Regions from separate parts of the Homo sapiens genome. Here region 2 is linked to region 1. Evidence: chromatin contacts called from ENCODE Hi-C or POLR2A ChIA-PET data. All regions are on one chromosome and are shown on one strand. Each heading gives the region's core, a stretch centred on a gene start or an enhancer-like site at or near the end of the contact. The rest is flanking DNA. Distances are from core to core; before and after follow the strand shown.

Region 1 (3,696 bases), core at 714-3,213:
TGAATAAGCATGGAGGTCAACAGGACCTCCAATCTATCCCATTTCTCTCCAGAAACATTTTCCCAACTCTTTATTCCATTACCCACCTAAAATAAAGTCAAAGTTCCTGAACTTAAAATACTGACTGGGCTCAAATATACTCAAGAACTGGTGTGTGTATGGGAGGGTGGAATAGCTGGTTTCTCCCCCATAAATCAAAGCTAAAGTGGTGGCTTGGGAAAGGAAGGCTCTAGGGAGCTGGAATGTCAAATCTCAGAGATGAGAAAAGGCCTACTTCCTGGGAGTGGGGAGGACTCAGGTGTTACTTGCCACTGAAACCAACCACCCCTCTTCCCCACATATAGCCAGGGCTATAATTAGGTGAGCAGCTATGATCCAGCAAAAGGGCAGGGCTAATTGGGGGGGGGGAGGGTGGAGACCGGAGGACAAGGCCCCACCCATCTGTTACACTGCCCCCCCCCATCCACACACAAACCAGTCACTGCTACAGGAAACCACAAGGCCTCTTTGGGGGATTCCCGCCTCGCCAACATGCACTTGCAACAAGCCAAGGGGGAGAAAGCAAAGTTGTTTCCGAAATGATCCCCCTGCCAAACACCTCGATCTTGGTTCCCAAAGAGAACCCAGGAACCCAGCCTCTCCTGGAAGGCCCTCCCACTTTTCCCAGGATGCATCTGTCCTGTCGGCTTTTCAGGCCGGGCCAGTACAGTCAGTAGAAAGTGGGAGAGGTGGGGGGTGGTGAATGACAATAAAATGAAAGCAAAAGGTTGGTAGTAGTGAGTAGTAGAAAATCATACTAGGCTAGTAGAGTTAAGGACTTCGAAACCGTGGAACTCCCAAACCAGTTACAACAGGAAGACAGTGACAAGGTGAAGAACGCCTATCACGGTGGGAAACTCATCTGCCTGAGGCTTTTAGGCGCTGTCCACCCAGGCCGACAGAAAAGTTGGGCTCCTGTCCAAACGCCCTGTTTCCCCATTTCTCCGGCCTCCCAGCTCGAAGGGGTGCCACTTACACCTGGCTGACCGCCACACTTCACAGGAGGGTTTTTCAGGAAAGCTCCTGGGGCCCTTGAGGTTGGGAAGCGCTAACATATGCCTGCAGCAGGCCCTCCGGGGTGATTAGGACCCGAGCCTCCGGCTTCCACTCCTCAAAATCTCAGGCCCCCTCGGAACCCCCGCGAGGACTAGCTCCCCGCGCTAGGGGCTGCCGGCTCCTGCCGACCATGTGGCCGTTCCGGGCTTCCGGTGGCCGGGACCTGGGGGGAGGGGTCCCCGCGCTGCCATGCGGCCCCGGTCCACGCTTGGCCATGCGGCCTGCGACCCCGAGGGCAGCCTCCCGTGGGGGGCACTTCCGGTGCCGCGGCCGCCCCCTCCTCAGAGACTGCGCCAGGCCGGAGCCACGCCGCCTCCCCTCCCCCCGGCCGTCCGCCAACCCCCCCCATCATGCCCTCTCACCGAATAGCCCCCTCCCCCACCTCACGTGGCCGCGCTGAGCCGGGTCCTCAACGGCCCAGGTACCCTTGCCCCGGTGGGCCGATCTGGCCCCTGGCCCTCGCCCCGGCGTGGCCGCCTGGCGGCCTCTCCCGCGTGGCTGCCTCGCGGCTCGCCGTCCCCCGCCCTGCGTCGCTCCAACGTCACCGGGCCAACCCCAACCGTCACCCCGCGCGCCAACCGGGGCGCGCGCCCGCGCCTCTCCTCACCTCGCGCCGCTCTCTGGCCGAACCCGTGCGGCGGCGGCCGCCGCTCCCCTCTGCCCCCTCCCCGACCCCCGCGCAGTTCCATCTTCTCCCGGGCCCAAGCCAAGGTACCGCGCACACGCGCCCTGCCCGCTCTCACCTCGCGCGAACGCACTGACTCGACCCCGTCCGCTCGCCGCGAGCCCAACCGCTGCCTCCGAGCCCGCTGCCGCCGCCGCCGCCGCCTCTACCGCCGCCGCCGCTGCTGCACACGGGTCTTAGTACGCAGGCGCCGACTCCCCACTGACCAACCAAGCAGCCCTATGACAGCCGCGCAAGCGTGCTATCTATCTCCTCCGCCCTCCACCCCCGCACTGCGCAAGCGCACACACCCTACCCATCTCCACCCTCCCTCCCACCGACCCGTCCAATGACGCGCATACGTGACCCCGCCCCTCACAAACCCTGAGCGTTTTCAACTAATCTGCAACGCGCAGGCGCACCCGGTTTTTTAATCTCTTCAACCTCATCTTCCCTCCCCTTGATAGACCGCTCGTCCTACCGGGCAGTCCTTGCGCCTGCGCAATAAGGAGCCCTGCACTCCACACCCTCTAAAGGAAACGCCTGGGTCTCAGAACGCATGCGTGTTCGGAATCCTAAACAACCCCTTCCACCTCAGACGCCGTCAGTACGCCAGGCGTTGAAAAGACCACGCCGCTAGATCACTTGTCTCGTCTAGAACGCATGCGTCTCAGGATACGCCCCACCTCGGCTTTAACTGGACTTAAACGACTCACACGTTTCAGAAAACTTGCTCTGTGGGGTGGGCGCCTTGTCTTGGAATCAGTCCCCCCAGTTCCACACATGCGCGGGAGATGTCTTTCCGCCCCACTCTTCTAGCGCGCTAGTGTGGTCGGGTTCCCACCCATCTCGGCTTCACTTCTCTAAATCGAATGCCTATGCTCTGCCATAGAGTTCACCCGAGAAGATAGAGCGGTCCTGCGGCGGACACCATCTTCTTTAAACCCTCAGTCCGTATTGGTCTCTATGGCATCCATAGAGGCCATTCGGCTCTGAGGTCCTCAGTAAAGAAACTTAGATGGTATTACTGTGTTTTCCCCAACTGTGCTCTGCGGTTCCCCAAAGTATTGTCTACGAGGTCCCTTAGAAAAAATTGTCTATAAAAATGAGTGGTGGGCCGGGCGCGGTGGCTGACACCTGTAATCTCAGCACTCTGGGAGGCCGAGGCGGGCGGATCACCTGAGGTCGGGAGTTCGAGACCAGCCTGACCAACATGGAGAAACCCCGTCTCTACTAAAAATACAAAATTAGCCGGGCGTGGCGGCGCATGCCTGTAATCCCAGCTACTCGGGAGGCTGGGACAGGAGAATCGCTTCTCCTGTGGAGGTTGCCGTGAGCCGAGATTGCGCCATTGCACTCCAGCCTGGGTAACAAGAGCGAAACTCAAGTCTCAAAAACATAAATAAATAATACATAAATAAAATAAAATAGTGGTAGGCCGGGAGCGGTGGCTCACGCCTGTAATCCCAGCACTTTGGGAGGCCGAGGCGGGCGGATCACAAGGTCAGGAGTTCAAGACCAGCCTGGCCAACGTAGTGAAACCCCCGTCTCTACTGAAAATACAAAAAAATTAGCCGGGCGTGGAGGTGGGCGCCTGTACCAGCTACTCGGGAGGCAGAGGCAGGAGAATCGCTTGAACCCAGGAGGCGGAGGTTGCAGTTAGCCGACATCGCACCACTGCACTCCAGCCTAGGAGACACAGCGAGAGACTCTGTCTCAAAAAAAAAAAAAAAAAAAAAAAAGTGGTATGTTAGATTACATTGACATTGTCTTAATCATAGGAGACCATGAAGCTGGAGACGAGCTATCTTCCCAACTTTATTTTCTTTGCCCTCCCTCTCTCCGCCCCCCATTTCGCTTTTCCTGAAACTTCGTAGTCTTCTTCCAATTCCTGGGTTTCTTGCACTACCTTCATGGCTGCCTTGTTGGATAACAAG
Region 2 (3,696 bases), core at 400-2,899, 1.1 Mb before region 1:
AACTATTTTTAAATCATGAAAACGCATGTTCGTTGCTGACCATCCTCTGGGCAGTCCTGACTATGAGGTTCCCACAAATTGGGGCCATATACAGTTCCCAGAAGAGGCCGGGGAGCCAGCCTGCACGGGTTCTGCTGTGACTTATGGGTCCTGTATAACCTTGCACCAAGTTCCTCTCATTTCTCTGTGGCTGAGTTGCCCAATCTGTAAAATGGGGACAATAATACCAGCAACAACAGAGCCATTTTGTGGATTAAAAGAATTCATGATGTAAAGTGTAGAGAAGAGCGTCCCCACACTCAGAAGGCTCACTACGTCTTCGGTATTCTTGTGAAACGCCTGTCCTCTGTCACTGTGACACCCGTGTCATTCATTCAGCAGAAGCCGTTCAGCGCCGGTGCCTGCTGCACTGCCGCTGCCTCAGAAACCATTTGCAGGGGCCGGGCGCGGTGGCTCACGCCTGTAATCCCAGCACTTTGGGAGGCTGAGGCGGGCGGATTGCCTGAGGTCGGGAGTTCGAGACCAGCCTGGCCAACATGGTGAACCCTCGTCTCTACTAAAACTACAAAAATTAGCCGGGCGTGGTGGCGGGCGCCTGTAATCCCAGCTACTCAGGAGGCTGAGGCAGGAGAACCCGGGAGGCGGAGGTTGCAGTGAGTGGAGATCGTGCCAGTGCGCTCCAGCCTGAGCAACAAGAGCGAAACTGTCTCAAAAAGAAGAAAAAGACACACACACACACACACACACACACACACACACACACACACACACACACACACACACACACACACGAAGAAGAAGAAAAGAAACCATTTGCAGGGAGCGCACGGCTTCCGTCTGGTCCTGAACTGGACGCAAACAGGCCGAGCATTTAGAAACCCGCGCAGCTCCCCGCACCGAGAGGCTTCCTCTCGCCTGGCTCCTTCGAAGCGTGGTCTGGACCAGCACCTCCCACAGCACTGGGGGCGCCTTGGAAACGCGGCCTTGGACCTATTTCCGCGGGGGCAGGCGGCGATCGGTGGCCCTGGTCCTCGCAAGGCCCCTCACCACCCAGAACTGAATCTCTGGCGGGCCCTGCTGTGCGGTCAGCAGACGCCCAGGTGCAGGGGCGGTGGCCGGCGTCGCGGTGGAGCTCGTTAAAGTACCGGCACGCTGGCCGCGCCCACGCCACGGGCGGGAGGGGACGGTGAGTGCAGGGACCCAGGCGACCGGCCGGCCGGCGTCCCCGCGCCTCCTGGCGGCCAGAAGCAGGGCCTGCGCTTCCCCGGCTAAGGGGTGCCGGCCCCCGCCCCGGCACCTGGGAGTGAAGGTACCAGCGGGTCTCCTGGGCGGTCTCCTGGGGCCGCTCGTTCCTTCATCACCCCCAGGGGCAGTTGGACCCTGAGCAGCCTTAGCCAATAGCCCCGGGACTACCCTTCCCAGAGGATTCAGCGGCAGCACCCGGGTCTCGGAAGGGAGACACTAGGACCTGGAGGAGGGGAGTTTTGCAATCCCTCGCAGTTCCCCTCCTAGCCACTAGGTGACACTAGCCATAAATTTATTTCCCAGTTTACTCCCCTCGCTCAAACTCCGCGCCCCTCTCGCTCCGAGAGACATAGGTCTCGCGAGATCTTTGGTAAACTTACAGAACCGGAAGCAGCGTGTAGTTCTCTTCCCTTTTGCGGCCATCACCGAAGCGGGAGCGGGTAAGGATTCGGCGGGCAAGCGGGTGTAATCAGCAGCCATCCGTTCTTGGGCATGGTGGCTTCCGACCGCGGGGACCCCGAGAGTCTCTTGTCGGCCGAGTAGCAGCCAGGAAGGAGAGACTGGGATGGTTTTTTATCTGTTGCTTTCTTAAATCAAGGGCCGCCGGGCCGGAGATGGATGGAGGGACCGGGGATTTGGGAACTCGAAAACGAGCTGAGGGAAGGGAGCCTGTGGAAATAGACTGGAGTCTGGGTAGTGTCGTTTCCTAGAGAATGGTCTCGAAGTAACTTCTCGGTAAAGTCTTCACGGAATTTCCAGACCACACTTGCCCACTGGGAGGCTTTTAGGACCCGAGACGTGTGCAGGCTTTTCCAGGTTCGGGTTGGTGGGCCTTATTCATTTTGGCGGGGCTATACGTATTCACTCTTAAGCCTGTAGAAGATGAACGTTGATTGTACCTTCTAAAACGTGAGGTTATAGTTAAGAGAATTGCGTTGTCGGTCTGCTCAGCAGAGATGTAAGTCCAGTCTTGATTTCCTCAGGCACTACTTGAGGAGTTGGGAGAGTGTAACTAAAAGGTCTTATAACTAGGACAAGTGTTTTTGATGCAAAAGTCTTTAGTCCGTAAACATATACAGAAAACACCCGAATAAAACAAAAAATAAAAAGTTTCGAGCTTCGGTTGATAGGCCCTTCCGATCAAACAGTTTTTGTTGAAGTTGCACAACATGACACTGCCTATGATCATTCTAGACTATCAAGATAAAATCATTGCGGTTATTTGTTTGGAAGCTGGATGAGATTTTGGTCATTTAAGAGTCTTTTTAACTTTTTATTTAGCCAAAATGAAGTTTAATCCCTTTGTGACTTCCGACCGAAGCAAGAATCGCAAAAGGCATTTCAATGCACCTTCCCACATTCGAAGGAAGATTATGTCTTCCCCTCTTTCCAAAGAGCTGAGACAGAAGTACAACGTGCGATCCATGCCCATCCGAAAGGATGATGAAGTTCAGGTGTGTATCCCTACTTGTTCTCGTTGTCTTGATGGATATTTTACGCACTTAGCTTAGAAGAGAGATTGCATTCCTGAGAAAGATGCTTCTGAGACTCTTGCTCCCAAAGAGTGGCAAGATGAGTTGAGCCAGGGACCAAAAAACAGTAAGTAAGCTGCTTTTCAGTTTTTAATTGTATTATTTGGTGAAAATCTTTTTTTTTTTTTTTTTTGAGATGAAGTCTCGCTCTTGTCCCCCCCAGGCTGGAGTGCAGTGGTGCCATCTCAGCTCACTGCAACCTTCGCCTCCCGGGTTCAGGCGATTCTCCTGCCTCAGCCTCCCGAGTAGCTGGGATTACAAGCGCCCGCCACCACGGCTCGGCTAATTTTTGTGTTTTTAGTAGAGGCGGGGTTTCACCATGTTGGGCAGGGTGGTCTCGAACTCATGGCGTCAGGTGATCAGCCCGCCTCAGCCTCCCAAAGTGCTGGGATTACAGGCGTGAGCCACCGCGCCCGGCTGAGATGGGGTCTCACTCTTACCCAGACTGGAGTGCAGTTGCGTGGTCATGGCTCTTGTGGGCTCAAGTGATGCTCCCATGTAGGACCTTTTTTTTGTTTCTGTAGAGAGGGGTCTCACTTTACTGCCCAGATTGGTCTCCAACTCCTGGGGATCCTGCCCGAAAATCAGTTTCCTCAAACGTCAGATGATGTGACCATAATTAGGTGACATAATCAGAACATTGCTTTGGGATTAATCCTTTTATCAATATATTGTGACTACCCAACAGGCTCATTTTGCCTGCTGTCCAGATAGAGCCGATTTATCTAGACAGGAATTGCAATAGAGAAAGAGTTTAATTCATGCAGAGCCAGAACGAGAGACCAGAGTTAACTACTCAAATCATTCTCCCGGAAAATTTAGGGATGGGAGTTTTTTTAAGGATAATTTGGCAGGTAGGGGGCCAGGGAGTGGGGCGTGTTGACAGGTCGTATCAGAGATGAAGGCATAGGGAGTTGAA

What was found. A loop is a pair of places that touch in the nucleus more often than their neighbours do. ChIA-PET counts read pairs that join two places held with the same protein, here RNA polymerase II (POLR2A). Pooled maps may share reads with other maps.
Region 2: a loop to region 1 is called in a map of CD8-positive, alpha-beta T cell, with 11 times the contacts of the local background. The contact joins the promoter of RPL26 here to the promoter of EIF5A in region 1. A Hi-C loop is called at or near these places in 2 of 168 maps with a recorded cell type or tissue (CD8-positive, alpha-beta T cell and naive thymus-derived CD4-positive, alpha-beta T cell) and 6 of 50 pooled maps. POLR2A ChIA-PET finds 5 or more read pairs at or near these places in 1 of 52 experiments (OCI-LY7).

What each region holds. Positions count from the first base shown.
Region 1 is chr17:7,305,895-7,309,590 of GRCh38, reverse strand. EIF5A (eukaryotic translation initiation factor 5A) reads right to left here and starts at 1,963. Exons shown (of 6, transcript NM_001970.5): 1 at 1,839-1,963. RefSeq lists enhancers at 507-796, 2,027-2,837, 2,667-2,966, 2,838-3,649 and silencers at 1,267-1,386, 1,477-1,646, 2,007-2,116.
Region 2 is chr17:8,381,146-8,384,841 of GRCh38, reverse strand. RPL26 (ribosomal protein L26) reads left to right here and starts at 1,649. Exons shown (of 4, transcript NM_000987.5): 1 at 1,649-1,685; 2 at 2,527-2,699. The coding sequence starts at 2,532. RefSeq lists a silencer at 1,055-1,324 and enhancers at 756-1,473, 1,725-1,894, 1,474-2,191.